2 separate regions of the Homo sapiens genome follow, and region 1 is linked to region 2. Evidence: chromatin loops called from intact Hi-C (ENCODE). Cell type or tissue: heart right ventricle. All regions are shown on one strand. Links, peaks and the distances in the headings refer to the core of each region. The heading gives the core; the rest is flanking DNA.

Evidence for each region. Peaks named below come from ENCODE experiments on the same cell type or tissue, not always from the same donor. Only the 100,000 strongest peaks of a DNase experiment are listed, where the experiment ranks them.
Region 1: a loop joins it to region 2, with 2.6 times the contacts of the local background. A loop is called at or near these places in 2 of 110 quality-filtered maps.

Annotation. Positions count from the first base shown.
Region 1 is chr15:87,935,925-87,943,339 of GRCh38, reverse strand. It overlaps NTRK3 (neurotrophic receptor tyrosine kinase 3), which reads left to right. Exons shown (of 20, transcript NM_001012338.3): 15 at 2,587-2,717. Among named protein-coding and RNA genes, the nearest start is that of MIR11181, 6.6 kb to the left of the region's middle. In heart right ventricle, for the core only: no CTCF peak of the experiment used is centred there; a DNase peak (open chromatin) is centred at 3,048.
Region 2 is chr15:88,241,893-88,249,307 of GRCh38, reverse strand. The region is part of intron 3 of NTRK3 (neurotrophic receptor tyrosine kinase 3); the gene reads left to right. Among named protein-coding and RNA genes, the nearest start is that of NTRK3-AS1, 7.1 kb to the left of the region's middle. In heart right ventricle, for the core only: CTCF peaks have their summits at 2,095 and 2,304 (motif pointing right); a DNase peak (open chromatin) is centred at 2,327; H3K27me3 peaks cover 1,073 bases.

The DNA.
Region 1 (7,415 bases), core at 1,746-4,245, 310 kb after region 2:
TCTCACCTTCTCCTGGGCTTCTGGAAGTGAGGCATGGCTAAACTGTTTGTGAGCATGGTACTTGTTTAGGCCAAGTTGTAAAGGTAAACTTCTTCAGCTGGCTAATTTCCCACCCCACCAAAGAAGCCGTGTTCTGGTGATTCTCAAAGTGTGGTTCCTGCACCAGCAGCACCTGGGAACTTAGAAATGCATATTTTCAGGCCTCAACCTGGACCTACTAGATTGGAATCCCTGGTGGAGGAGCCCAGCAATCTGTTGTAACAAGCCGTCTAGGTGATTTTGACGCATTCTCAAGTTCTCCTATTACAATGCAGAGGAAAGGTGGGATTGGGGTGGAGTCTGGGGCCAAACGGTGCTCTTCCCCAAGTAACTTGGCAACCCTGCCATGTCCTGATGCTCTGAATCCCATGCCCAGCTCAGTCACCAGGTGCGGATGCCTGATTTGGCCCTCATTTCTCCTTTTTGTAAAATAATATCAATAATAATGAAAATGCCAAAACACAGCCTACATTTTGGAGGACTTAAAGGTTTACAAACTTCCATGCTCAGGTAATAGGTAAGTTAAACTCGTACTATTCTCCCCATACCCATTTTACAGGTGAGAAATCTGAGACCCAAGATTTCATGGTTGTTGTTTTTCTGTGAGGTGCATAAGCTCTTGGAGGATCCAGGTCTTGAAGCAAGCACCTGTGGCTTCCCAGGCCTTCCCAATCCCGGCGTGTTCAGAGATGTGGGCTTGACATTGTACAGCTGCCATCGTGAGCCCTGTCTTCACTCCCAGGCCGTGCCAGGACACTCACCTTGCAGAACCTATGTGTCATCCCTAGTCACCTGGGAATGATTAGGTAGCAGGAGCAGGTGGCCTCCCGAGAGAGGGCCTGACTTCCTATTTTCTCGCAGTGGGAGACTCTTTAGCCTTGCCCTCCAAGGTCAACAAATACCATTCCTCAGAGGCTGAGAAACAGAGACAGAAAGTGTGAAGAAGGGAACCAGTTTTAATCCCCTCCCTGTAAAGACTGGGGCATAGCCCTGCAGTGTGTAGCAGCCGCATTGCAGCCTGTGGCTTGGGAGGAGCGGTCGTCAGCAGCTGTTAACGTGCAGGTCTGTCCTAGGGGGAGGAGAAAATAATAGTCTGTAAATGCTTCCTCTCGCAAATCCTTACTAGGCAGATCATCTGCGACACTGTGGGGATACCAAGGACTCTGAAGGGAGGAAAAAGATTCCTGTAGTTTATTCTTAAAGGAATCCCCAAACCAAAAAAACACTACCCCAAGGCTTCCAGCCATGCCCCTCTGTCCCTATTACGTCTCCTCATTTATGGGGATGGTCTGCCATGGCCCAGGATCTGCAGCTTTCATTTCTCGACAAAGTCGCTTGGGATAATCCACTTTTTGGCTCAGCAATGCTCTTCAAAATGTGAATACAGGTATTTAATGGGCTTCTGCCTGTTGAACAATTAATGTAAAGGTCAGTGAGTAATCTCCTGTTTGCTCTTTTCATCGCCAGCCCACTGCTTGTACAACTCCTTCGTAGCATTCTTTCCAAATAGGTGGGAGGGCTGAGGTCACAGCTCTGCTTTCTCCAGGCACACAGACCTTAATTAGGTTGCTAAATTAGCAGAGGCAGGGGCAACCCTTCTCTCTGCACACACCCTCGTTCTTGGATGGACAGTGAACTTTCCTTTTGTGATCTCATTGGTCTTTCTCTCTTTCAGAGAAGGGTTGGCCAAGTAGGGGTTTCCCCCAGATAATCTTAGCTACCCGTTAGTAGTCTCTGTCATGAACCAGGCACTGTGATGGGGTCACTACAGCCTTTATGTTACCACAAAAACCAATGTGTCTTTGTGTGTGTGTGTGTGTGTGTGTGTATGTGTATGTGTGTGTGCATGCGTGTGTCTTGTCTTCTACGTCTTTACTTTGTCCTCATCACTGGGCCAAGCTCTTTATATGGATTATCTCATTTAATCTTCACAAGAATTCAGCAAGGAAGTTGTTCTTGTTAATCCCATTTTACAGATGAGGAAGTTGAGGCTCTGGAGCTAAATAACTTTCCCAAGCTCAAAAAACTAGTAATGGCGTGGACCCAGGATTCCAACCTGATTCTCAATCGTACCCTGGAAAATTTGCTTTTCAAAGTATGACCAACAGCAGAGGGACATGACCTGGGAGTTTGTTAGAAATGTAGATTCTCAGACCCACTGGATTAGAATCTTCATTTTGACAAGATTCCCAGGGGATTCATGTGCACAAAACTGTGGAGACTGCTTTGTGCTATCTCCAACAACTCTGGCTAATGAATACCAGAATCCTGTGCATTAACTACTAACTCCATTTGCCAGCAGAGGATGTTGTGGTTTAGAGGGGTTAGGAGTTGTTCAGGGACAGCATTGAGATTTGATTCTGGCCCATACTCTCAAACCACAGAGGGATGTCAGTTTTTATGCTAAAGCTGGTGTGCTAGAGTTTGCCTTTGCCTGCTGTAGGCTCAGAACCAAGTTCTCCACGCTAGACCTCTGTACTCTTCTGTCTCCCTGTGTCACCAAACGAGGACTGATTTGCTGCCCTCCTCTTTGTCCCCATCCTACAGATGTGCAGCACATTAAGAGGAGAGACATCGTGCTGAAGCGAGAACTGGGTGAGGGAGCCTTTGGAAAGGTCTTCCTGGCCGAGTGCTACAACCTCAGCCCGACCAAGGACAAGATGCTTGTGGCTGTGAAGGTAAACCCCAGAGGCATGCCGGCACCAGGAGGAGGGCTGGCTGAGGGCCCAGGGAGGGAAGGAAGAGGCTCCCTCCATTTGAGAAGATAGTGCTCAATTGGCTTTCTCAGATGCAATCAAAGGACTTTGCTCCGAGGTCAATGAAGTTTCCTAGGGACCAAAACAACTTCCTTTGGCTTCCAAGGTCAAGGGCTGCAGCACTTAAGGGGGCTATGCCAGGGGAGCAAGTTTATTCTTGTAAATGACCCTGGTCCTTTTTTAGTGGCCCTGTGGTTACCTCTGTCCCAGGCCTGGCCCTCCACACTCCACCCTTCACCATGTAGTGGCTTTACAGGACGTGCTGTCTGTGCCTGGAAAGTCACATGGCCATTTCTCAGTAGCTGAGCTGTTGTAGAGCAGGCTGATTAAGGAGGACTGGGTAACCACTTCCCAAGGGCACAGAAGTCACTGAGAATAGATGTTGAGGGAGGGGGGTGCAGCAGGGAGGTAGGGGGTTAGCACTGGGAGAATAGTGAGTGAGGTTGGAGAAATTCTTAGGTACTTCCCATGGGTTTCAGGTTCAGACCCCAAGGGGCAGCATGCCTGGGAGAAACTTCCTCCTGGCAGCTGCTGAAGGGCTCCCTTAACCACAGGGCTTCTGTATTGCCAAGACACGTGGCAGATTTGCAGCAGGAGCTGAATTGCTTGGGGTAGGAGAGAAGGGACTTTGCTACTACTAGTTGTCCTTCCAGACTCTTCCACCCAGCAGTCAACAGCTTCTCTTTGTAAACCAATATTGGACAAATTTTTGAACATGGTTAACATAAAAAGAGTCAAGTAGCCTCATGGAGGCACGCACAGATCTCTGGAGCCCTTCTCTGGAGTCTGGAGTGGCTTCATTGGGTGCAGTGAGCAGGCTTCTGAGGCCAGTGTAGAGCCTGCAATGTCCTGAGATGTGGGCTGACCGATGCCAGAGATATGGCTCCCCGTGAAGACATTCACCCAGACCTCACAATGGTCCCATCCTTAGCATTGAGGGATCACAAATGCAGTTCCTGTTTCTTCAACTTTTGGGTCTCTGTATTCATAGTCTTGTGTATCTACAGATTGTTTCTGTCCACAGAGGGCAAATAGCCTCGAAGAATGAAGGCAATACAGTGCAGGCATAGCATGGGCATCAAAGAGCCTGGGTGCAAATCCCAGTTCTACCACTGATAAGCTTTGGGACATTTCACAAAACACTCAACTTCTTTGGGCCTCAATTTCCTTATCTGTATAATAGCAATAATAATATCCTCTCCTTAGAATGTTGGGGATTAAATTACATAATGTGTCTAAAATTCTTAATGCACTTCTTAGGGCTTTTTATTGAGTAAAGACTCAATAAAAAGTAGTTGGCATTTGTTTCTATCATTATCATTGTCATTGATGTTGATATTACTGAATGTGCTTAGATACATGACATATGATCTGCCAAGCTTGCAATGACTATCTAGAATAGGAGTCACCAAACTTTTTCTCTAAAGGTAAATATTTTAGACTTTGAGGGCCTTATAACTCTCCATTGCAACTCTTCCTGTGTTGTTGGAAAGCAGCATAACAATACATTCACTAATGAGGGCGGGTATTTTCCAATAACTTTTTTTATTACCAAAATAAGCATAGTTTGCTGACCTCTGCTCTAGAAAATAAACAAGAGTCCTGCATCCTAAAAGGCTAATGATTATTATTGCTGTACATCCTGTAAATAAACTTGCTCAGTGTGCCTGCATAGACATGAGATGGTCAGATGGACAAGGGTGTCTTTAAACAGCTTGGAGCAGGGATGTAGAAAGGTTTCTAATGTTGACCCTAAACTTAGGATCTGCACTGCCCTGGCATTTTTAATATATAGGATGACACTAATCCACGGGGTGTTCCGGCATCCATCTGGGGACTGGAGAATGAACTGAACATTTTTGCACTTTCAGCAGAGAATGAAATGATGGCTGAAAACCCTAGGAAATGTTTCCCCGAGTGGTCTGGCATTAAGGGGCAGTACCCAGACCGAGTAATGCAGAAAATGTGTTTCTGTTTCCATCCTTTTAAAAGGATTTCCTTCTTTCCTTGGATCTGGAGGAGATGAACCGTCTGGGATTTTACACGTGTCACTCAGTGGATCTGCCTAGTGGTCAGCCTGGAAAAGATGCCTATCTCCTCCAGACAACGTCTTGGAAGTGGTGTTTCCTGCTTCCTCCCCTCCTTAGATTCCACTTCTTTTTGCAAGACCCTTCCTTTTGAGTTAGTTCTCATGTTGATGCAGAGTAATTTTATACCTCTAAAGAACACATACAAGTATAACCCACAATAAAGTTTTCCCAAATCAATTGGCAAAAATGTTTTGCCCAGCAGTTGCTATGGTACAAACAAAGAAGCAGAAACCACAGCCTATTTTTAAGGTGCTTACAGCCTGCTGGGGAGAGGGAGCAGGATTGCACAGGACATAATCTGCACATATGTGTAGTATAAGTGTGACATTAAAATAACCTCATGTGTGCGACTCTTAAATAAGTGGTGCCACTCTGAAATCATCATTAGACAAATAGAACATTTACACAGCATTCAAACCCAGTCAACCCCCTTCCTTTGCAGAGGAGGGAATGAGATCCTTCTCCCCATTTTTCCTTTTTTTTTTTCGTCTCTGTCATTTCATACTCTGTCCCGGGTGAACCTCAGTGGTCTTCTGATTCATGAATTCTTCATGTGGTTTTATCTGGTCTAAAGCTTTTCCTGTCTGTGGAGGTTTTTGCTTTCACTTCAAAGACCATATCTTTTATTTCCAAGATATCTAATCGGTTCTTAATTTTGTTACCTTAATTTTATTTCTCCCCCTTCTTGTGGCATGCCTTCTTGTTTTCTTTAGAAAATGTATTTCTTCACTCCTTTTGAGCATTTACTTATTTAAAAATCTTTTTGAGCCATTCTAATAAAATTGATTTATCTTCAGGAAATTTATGTCCTGATTTTTGATAATATTAGTCATTTGGATTTAGCATTATATTTCTTCCTGCCCAGCACCCCTGGGCAGCTTTTGGGTTCCTTTTGGCTTGAAGGGTGTTTTGGTTTTTGTTTTGAGTAGTCACAATTTCTAGTTTCAATTACTTTAAATTGAAGCAGGAGCTTAAAACATTTGTGAAACAATCTGAGTGCAGAATCTCGGATTTTTACTATTTTCCCAATGTTTTTATGCTTTTTCCTTCCACTCTTAACAGTATTTTTAACCACTGACCTTTAGCAGGTTTTTTAAAAGCATTCATCCTAGCTTCCATAAAAACTCTCCAATCTACATTCATATTTCATTGGTTTCTAGAACATTTCATTACATTAAGTAATTACATTAGCAGGTTTAGTTGTCATGAATGAGTTTGGGAACAATCACTGATGACTCTTGGTAAGCCCCTCTGTGGGAAAGTAGTATCTCCCTGGGTATCCAACTTGCAGGGAGTGTTCAGGATCTCATGTTCTGTAGAGGTCATAAGGAGTGCCAGCTAATCTGGGCTGTCATGTAGACACAGCTCAGTGGAGAGTTTTCTGGCAAAAGGAGGAGCAAAGGCCCTGGGGCAGAGAAAATCTTGGAGAGTACGGAAAGGCCATGAGACTGAAGTGTAATAAATGAGGCAGGAGGAGTGTGTGCGAGGACAGGACGCAAAGAGAGATGGGGAGACCAGACCTTATAGAGTCCATGACTATGTTAAGGAGTTTGGATTTTATACTACAAACACTGGGAAGCCAATGGCCAGTTTTAAGCCAGGAAGACAGATAAGAGAGGGGCACCCCTGTATGTAATAACTACCCATCTTCTTTCCTGGTAAAGTTGTGTGAGACTCTCACCCAGAGGAAGTGGCAGTGGATTTTGAGTCACTAAAAGAAAGATGATTTTATAATGAAAGGAGGTTGATAGGTGTGCATGTGTGCGTGCGTGTGTGTGTTTTACCACTTAGGACTTTGAACATTTAGGAATGTGTGTATATCATGTGTATATCATAAAAATGAATTTCAGGATATTAATGAAATCTGAAACTGAACATTCTTTGAAATATCTCCCCCTAAAAAAAAAAAAAAAGAAAGTAAGATGGAGGGCAGCAGGGTTTGGATGACATGAAGATGCTGAATGACCCAGGAAGAGTTGGGAGCTGTCGAGAAGTTGTGTTCTTGCCATCTAGCCTATTTTCCTTCCATCCAAATAAACAGCCTTACTGAACCCTCTCCCCAAGGCAGAGTGGACATGACAGCTGATGCACGTAGAGGGGAAGATAAGAAAGGGAAATGTCCCCAAACTTTGGAAGAAAGAGAGGGAGAGAAGAAGGGCAAATTCTAGCTCTCCTTTTTGTACTAAAGATACTATACAAACGCCTGAGCCAGGAGCCTCCCCAGCTTCAGAGACCTCTTGGCAAGATGCATGTCTCTACACTGATAGTTGGTAACTATGATAAATCGGTTCTTTCCCATGCCACTGACTGGTGACCCATTTTGAGGTTTCCCAGACATGAAGATGTTAAATGTGGACCCCACGGAGAGGGGCCAGAGAGTCACCGGCCCTATTTTCCTCCTCATTATTCTCCTCCTGTCACCTCTGTTCTAATTGCATCAGTCCCTGGGGACAGGGCCACTGGCAGCTCCCAACCCTAGTTGCCATACCCTACGTTTGGCCAATTAGGTAAGAACTTCAGGTTTGACTCA
Region 2 (7,415 bases), core at 1,048-3,547:
CTTGCAGCCCACACCAATTAGAAATCAACTCGATGAGGCCTTCTGCTGAGCTCTGTTCACATACAGGGCTGGGGAACCTGGGGCTCAGCAGACTTGGGAGCCTGTCCTTTTCCCCTGGCCTCACCTCTGCCCCCAGTCCTCCTGCCTGGCTTGTCCCATCATAAGTGTCCCAGAGTCTGGGTGGTGGGAGATTCAGGATTCCTTCCCCAGACACGCATCATCAAGCATGGAGGACTCTGGCAGCTGCTCTTTTCCTAAGCCCAGTTTTCCCAGCAGCTCCTCCAGGCATGGCCTCTCCCTAGCTTTGAACAAATCCCTTTCCTCCTCTGGGTCTCAATTTCCTTATCTATAAGAAATGGATAATAATAACAACTACATTATGTAAGCACCCTGTTGAAGTTCAGTGCCCTGGGTCATGTCTGGCTAAGAGAAATCTGTCTATACATAACTAGTGACAGCTAGCATCTACTGAGTACATGATAACAATCGTTAGCGTTTCTGAAACACTTACTATGTTCTAGACACTGTGCCAAGCACTCTAAGGCTAATACCTCATTGCAGCCTCACATCAACCCCAATAAGATAAGTACTATTATTAGCCTCATTTTCCAGATGGGGAAACTGAGTGCAGAGAAGGAACTTAACTCACTTAATTTCATGCAGCCAGTAAATGGGAAAGCAGTCTGGCATTTAAATATTAAGCTATACTGCCTATGCTCTTTTGCAATACTCTTATGCATACTAGCATACACATATATATGCACACATGCACACACACACACACACACACAAATATATTACTATTAAGTTAAAAATAAATAAAAGAGTTGATGTAAAAGTCTAGGAGAATCATTTAGTTTACAACATTTCAGTTACTTGGGTGGGAGTTACCCTGGCTGGGATATAAGGGGAAGGCACATAGGATAATTATGGGTGTAGTATTGGCCAAACAGTGTGGCCAACACTGTCCCAGGCAGGCCTCTTAGTAGTGGGGGAGGCTTTTGGTCTCTCCTTCTGACCTGTTCCCAACAGGGAGTTTCTCCTGAAGTTGTGTCTCAGCCACACCCTCTTCCCAGGCCTCCTCATCCACCCCATGATGTCCTGGCCTCTGAGGTCAGGTCAGCCCGCAGCAGAACAGGTGCCAGCTGAGGCTGGCTGAGATTCAGAAAGCTGGTGGCTGGGTCCCAGCCAGCTCCTCTCTGGGCTGAGCCGTGGTCAGCAGGACTATGCCCCTGGTGCTCATGGCCAGCGAGAGCCTGGATGGGAGAGCAGAGGGCTGAGTGGCTTCTCCCAGGTAGAGCTTTGGGGTGCCAGGAGCATTTCTGGGTGCAGAGCAAAAGGGGGGTGTCTAAAGCGCTGGGCAGCTGGAGCTGGAAGCTGATGTTTAGAGCTTCTTTCTGCGTCCTTCCCTGGTCCTCTCCACAATAAGCAGCCTTTATCCCCCCGCGACCTTACCCCGCCTCTCTACCTTCATTGCTCATGGAAGCTCCATCTCTCTCTCCATAGGGATGAGCTCTTAGTGTGGGAGACAGATACAACTTTCTTCTGTGAAACAGCCGAAACTGTGGGGCAGGGTTTGGTGCATTTTCCACGTTTGCTGCTTCTTGGCTGTGTGAGCTTGCTTCATGATCGCTCAGCCACTGGCCTCGCACTTCTGAGAGCTGAGGTCATGGAACTCTCCAGCCCGGCACCCCCGTAGGGTCACTGTCATGTTCAGACCTATGCAATGATGTATTCGCTAGGCTCTGTAAATAATTGGGCACCACGTTGGTTATTTCCTTTTCTAGACTACTGGGAAGATTTCTGAGTTAGAGAGAAGATCAAGACTTTGAACCATAAATTACTAGATCTGGAAAGGGCCTCAGAAAATGTTGGGGCCAAACACTGTTTTACAGAGAAAGAACTTAGGAATCAAGAGAGGTGAATTGATTTGGCCCAATCGCCCAGTGAGTTCCTGGCACAAGGCAGCCCAGAACGAAGGGCCCTGCCTCGCTAGCTGGTGTGGGTCTCCATCCGCCTGTTGGTGTCTGCTCTGGGACTGAGGGGTTCGGGCTTTTACAGGCAGGCGGGGAAAGGAGCTCTTAGAGTGCTGCAGAGAAGAGGAGAACACGAAGGGAGCAATAGTAGCTTCGAAGTCCTAAACCCGGCTACCTGCCGCGGGAAACAGGGCTGCGTGCGTGTATCTGGGGGAGTCTTGGCACAGGCACAAGTGCGTCTCTTCTGTGTTCTGTGCACATCGTGTCTGAGGTCTCTGTAAACAGACCTTAAAAGATTTTGGCTTCCCTCTGCGGCTACACTCCTGGTGGCCACCAGAGGGCAGTGTGGCGCACGAGACGGTCCTGGGCTGATGGCTTCCCAGGGCGGGAGCCGGGCGTGTGGCGCTAGCCTGGTGAGAAGTGCACTGTCAGCCCTGGCTTTCAGAGCATTTCCTGAGCCAGGGCTGAGCAGAGAGGTCAGCTCTCCTCTATGAGGGGCATCTCTCCGCCGAGATGACCCTGCTTCCATTGTATCTCTGCAGTCCAGGGATGTGAGACTCCAGGACCCGGACTTTCTGACTCATGAGCCTTTGGCTTCCTGGGAAGGAGGTGGCTGGGCGAGTGCATTGGATGGAGGAAAGCCACCTGGTGTGCTCTCCTTCCAGCCTTCTCTCAGCAGCAGCAGGAGAGATCAGCACATTTGCACAGAGGGTAATGGGGTGAATGCATGGAAGGTAGCCCAGGAAGACCCACAGGCTTAATAGAGAAGTTGACAGATAGTTTCACTGTGGGGCTAGTATCATGGAGGAAGCGAGCTTTATACAGGCTCTCAGGCTGTCTGATGCCCTGGCTGAAGTGTGGGGGAATCTCTCCCCTCTCCCTGCCCCCACCAACCCAAGCTTGGAAATTACCGGACGACAAGTAGTGCTCAGAAAATAGCAGGTCCTGGCATTGACTAGAGATGAGAGCTTGGCGCCTTCTCTTAACCTCTGCAGATCCCGTGTCTGCTTTAGGAGATAACCATACACAGAGGTGGCTACGAAAGTGCCTTGCAAACCAGGGCCATGGGCCCTGCCTGGACTGGCTGGTTTTGACAGTGCTTCTGAGAGTATCGTTGGCTCGTCTGTCTGTTCCAGGCAGTCTTGTATTTGAGCAGGTGCTGTCTTGTTCCATGCACAAATGAGTGTCCTCCTACTAACAAGGTTATCAGCTTTAGAGACAGGGTCTGCTGCTTTTGGGGTGGGTGTGGAGCTCTCTGGTCTGGGGCCTGTGACTCTTTCTTGAGGGTCTGCTCCCAGCTTCCTGACCTGGGGCTGCAGGCAGTGTTCTCTCTGTTGTGGTCCATCTTTCCCCACTTCCTTATTTCTGATAGCTTTTCAAATCTGGTCCACTGAAGAGAAGGAAAGAAGCTGACATTATCCCTTCTACTGGGCCAGAGATCATTTACATATACAACCCTAATTATTTATGGCAACGACTAAATGAAGCTTTAGATCATGACTCTGCCTCTTACATCCTGAGACCCTGGGCTGGCTACTTGACCTTGTTGATCCTCAGTTTTCTCATATGAAAATAATAAACATAAGGCAGGACTATTATAAGATTTCAATGAGCACGTGTGTGTGTGTGTGTGTAAAACTATTTTCTCTGTCTTCCTATTACTACACCCCAGAACCTCATCCCCACAAGCATAGATACTTTTTATAGCCCTCATCTGTTCTTCTTGCTTCCAGTCTCTCCGCCTCTAGCTCATTTTCCACACCCTAACAGATTAATCTTCTAATCCAGGGTATTTGGTTAGACCAATTCCTGCATCCCGAACTTTTCATGGTCCCTTTGTCTGAGAGGTGGCATGGTGTAGTGGGAAGAGTAGAGGCTTCTTTGGTCAAAAAACTCAGTTTAAATCCTGGCTCTGCCCTGGTATAGGCTTAGGCACATTACTTAACTTTTCTGAGCCTCAGTTTCCTCATCTGAAAAATCTGGTTAGCTATACCCATCTAATAGAGAGGTTGTGAGGGTTGAATGAGATTATGGTAGGTGCCTGGCATGTGATGGCTCCACAGAAGCCAAGCTGGTGAGCAGTCCACAGGAGTCTGTAAGAGGTGATGGGCAGTGACATTTCCAGGTCCTTGAAGAATGGGATTAGAGGAAGTTGCATGAGGGAACTAGCATGTGGACAAAGCTGACGGAGGCAAGAGAAGGACTAAGATGGCATGTATTTGGAAAAAGGGACACAGTGGCTGAGGTACATGCCTTCCACAGGGACAGGGAGATTGTTATGGCTCCTGCTAAGGGACTCCTTTGGAATACCAAGTGTCAGAGTGTCCCAGGCAAAGCCTTTAACTACCTGCCTTCCCCACTCTGCAGCCCCAGAAATCTGGATGCCAGAAATCTCTATCTAGGGTAATTTAGTAGCATCTAGCTTCTTGCAGATGTTGTCCCAAGTGGTTTTATTGCTATTCTTGCCTTACATAGCTTCCCATTCACTAGCTGATTCCCTCTTGGCTATTGTAATCCAATAAGTCTGTCTGAAGAGGGGGCTTCAGGACCATCCCTGGTAGAAAGAATTTAGGAATCCAATGGGATAGGATGACCTAAAATCCTTTCAATCCACTCATGAGAGCCTCCCATGGACATTCATCCCAGTTCCATATAAAGCCACAAGAGGGCACTAGACCATGATTTCTGCAGGGAGGGAAGGGCTGTTGAGCCTGTCCTGATGTGATTTGTACCTTTGATGAAAGTCTGAGCCCCACTTGGTTTTTTCCCAGGTGCCATCTTCTCTGGGGTCATGGCAAACCAGCTTGATTCAGCCAGAGCCCATAGCACTGAGACTGATAGCTCAAGGGAGGCTAAATTGTGTAGTAAAAAGGTCATGGAATTTGGCATCTGTCTCAGGTTCCAATCCTTGCCCTCCTCCTTGCTTGCTTTTTTAAACTGTGAGCACGTTATTTAATTTTTCTCTGCCTCATTTTCTTCCCCTGCAAAGTAAGATGTTATTGGGAGAGTTGCTATGAGATGGTGTTGTGAGGATTAAAATACATGATGTGGGGACAGCATCTGGAACATGATAGAACAGCATCTGGAGCAGCATCTGGAACATGGTTGGCCATCTATCTCTTTCTGGGAGAAATATGAAGTTAGGTCACACCCAGGAGATATGTATGAGATCCCCTTGGCCTGCTGGGGTCATTTTACCCCCTACTGAACGCTCTATGGTTCCAATTCATGGGGGGGCAGCAGTGACACCCAGTGGCTGGCATGGAGAACAGCAAGTGTATTCTGATCTTGCAGGTGGTGTGGTGGGGATTGTCCAGGCCAGGTCAGACTGAGTCAGGGTTAGTGGATATTGGCTTCAGAGGTTTCATTAGCAGAATTTCTCCCCTTCAACTGCTAGGTGCTAAAGATATTTTTTTTCTGAGGGCATTCATGTGATGATGGCTATTAGGGATGTTTCTTGCTGGGGCCCACAGTACGAAGTCACAACTGGAGAAACCACATGGGCAACTGACTAAGTTGATTGTGATGAAACAATCCTGGCACCTAAAAACCAGAGCCTTTCTGGTGTTTTCCTGGGGCACCACTCTTTTTGACATGCTTTCATACAGTCTATCTGGTTGGCCTTAGCCAAGAGACTCCAGATCTCTGAACCTCAGTTTGTTTACCTGGGAAATGTAGGGGTTGGTCTGGTTGACAAAAAAGCCTCTTTTAGCTTAAATTTGAGTGTCAGACATGATTGAATACCTTTTGCTCAGTGTGTGTGTGTGTGTGTGTGTGTGTGTGTGTGTGTGTGTGCATGCTATGGGGGATGGGATCAAGTGAGAAGCAGGGGTAGGGGTCACTGCTAAGCTTTGGGCTTTACTGGTGAAGAAACTCCAGCCTCCTCTCAGCAGAGGAGTAGCTCTGAGGCTGGTTTGGGGTGACCCTGGCTCTCATCCTTGCAGCCTCTTCATTTCTCCACCTGAGATCCAGGAGGGAGCGTTGGCAGACGGGCCAGGCTCAGGAAGTTATTTAATATCAGCTTTGCTCCAGATTGTGTTTCTGACTCCCTGCCACCTCTTAAGTGGCAGTCATTTGAACAAATGTGGCGATAAGACACAGAGAGGGAAATAACATAAGAAGTGGGGAGGGGGCAAGGGCGTGGAGGAGGGGTGCAATTTTATTCTCTTGGCAGAAACCTTGTCTTTGAGGCACTCAGGAGCAAGAAAGAAATGGAAGAGGAGTTCAGCTCAGGGCTCCTCAAAGTCCCTGGTGTTGAAGGAAGAGGGTGGAAAGAAGGGCCTAATTTTTAGGGCCTGCAGCTGCAGCTCCTCCTCCTCCGTGGGAGGGCCCTATGGCCTATGGGGACTTCTGGCTCCCATCCCTAGGGCAGGTGTTGGAGGGGCGGCCTCATATTCTGTTTTCCAAAGGACTGTCTTCCAAGTGCATAACAGACAGCTAATGGGGGCCTGGCATTGGCGGTGTGTGCAGCCCACAGTGAATGCTGAGCTGCATCTGTACCTAGGCTGTGGGGTGCCCAGGTGTCTGGCCGCCTGCCTTGCTGTTTGCCAAAGCCCATCCTAGCATCTGGACTGTTGGGGAAGAATGAGCAGATGCGCTAGCAGGGCCAGCCTGGCTCTTCCTTCTGTGGGACCCAAAGAGGAGGAGAGTCTACCCCCTTTCATCCTAGCGCCTAGCACCAGCTGTGGGCCAGACCCATGCTGAGCCCTGGGGCACAGCCTTGACAAAATAAAAGACCGTGATACTTCCTTCTTGGAGCTACAGGTGAATGGAGGGAGGCAGGTATTAGACAAATGATCTACAGCTCAAAGGGTTATCTCAAGAGAAGCGGGGGCAGAATTTTAGAAAACGGATCTAATGTAAAGTTTAAAGAAAAATTTATATATATGAAAATGTGGCTTCCCTAAGGTGGAGAGGGTGCAATTTTCCTAAATGGAGTTTTGAAAATTCTAGATTTACCTGCTCCCAGGTGTACTGAATGTGATAACAGTAGAGTGAGTTGTCAAGACTGTGCCCCCTGGCTGGGAAGTTGATTCATTGGCCTTGCTGTTGCTCACAGAGGCCCCACGCGGAAAGGCAAGAGAAGCGAGTTTCATTTCTTTCCCTGTCACTCTGCCTGTGTGAGATGAAGATTTGGGCTGTGGGTAGTTTATTTGGAAGGTGACCCCAGGAAGCCTGGGAGGGAGAGCGGAAGTGAGACAGGGAGGGAGGAAAGCCACGCATCAGTGTGTCCATGCGCAGGTGGCTACGTGCTCTTCCCAGGCAACCGTTCATTCGTTTCTCTATTTGTGCATTTATCCAACGTGGGTTTATTGGAGAGTCTCTGATGGGCCAGCCACTTGGGAGAGCTGGGAAAGCCGTGGAGAGCAGGACCCCTGAGGTCTCCATTGTCCCTAGGTCTCCATTGTCGTTCTAGGATGTGTGCAGCCGAGCAGCAAC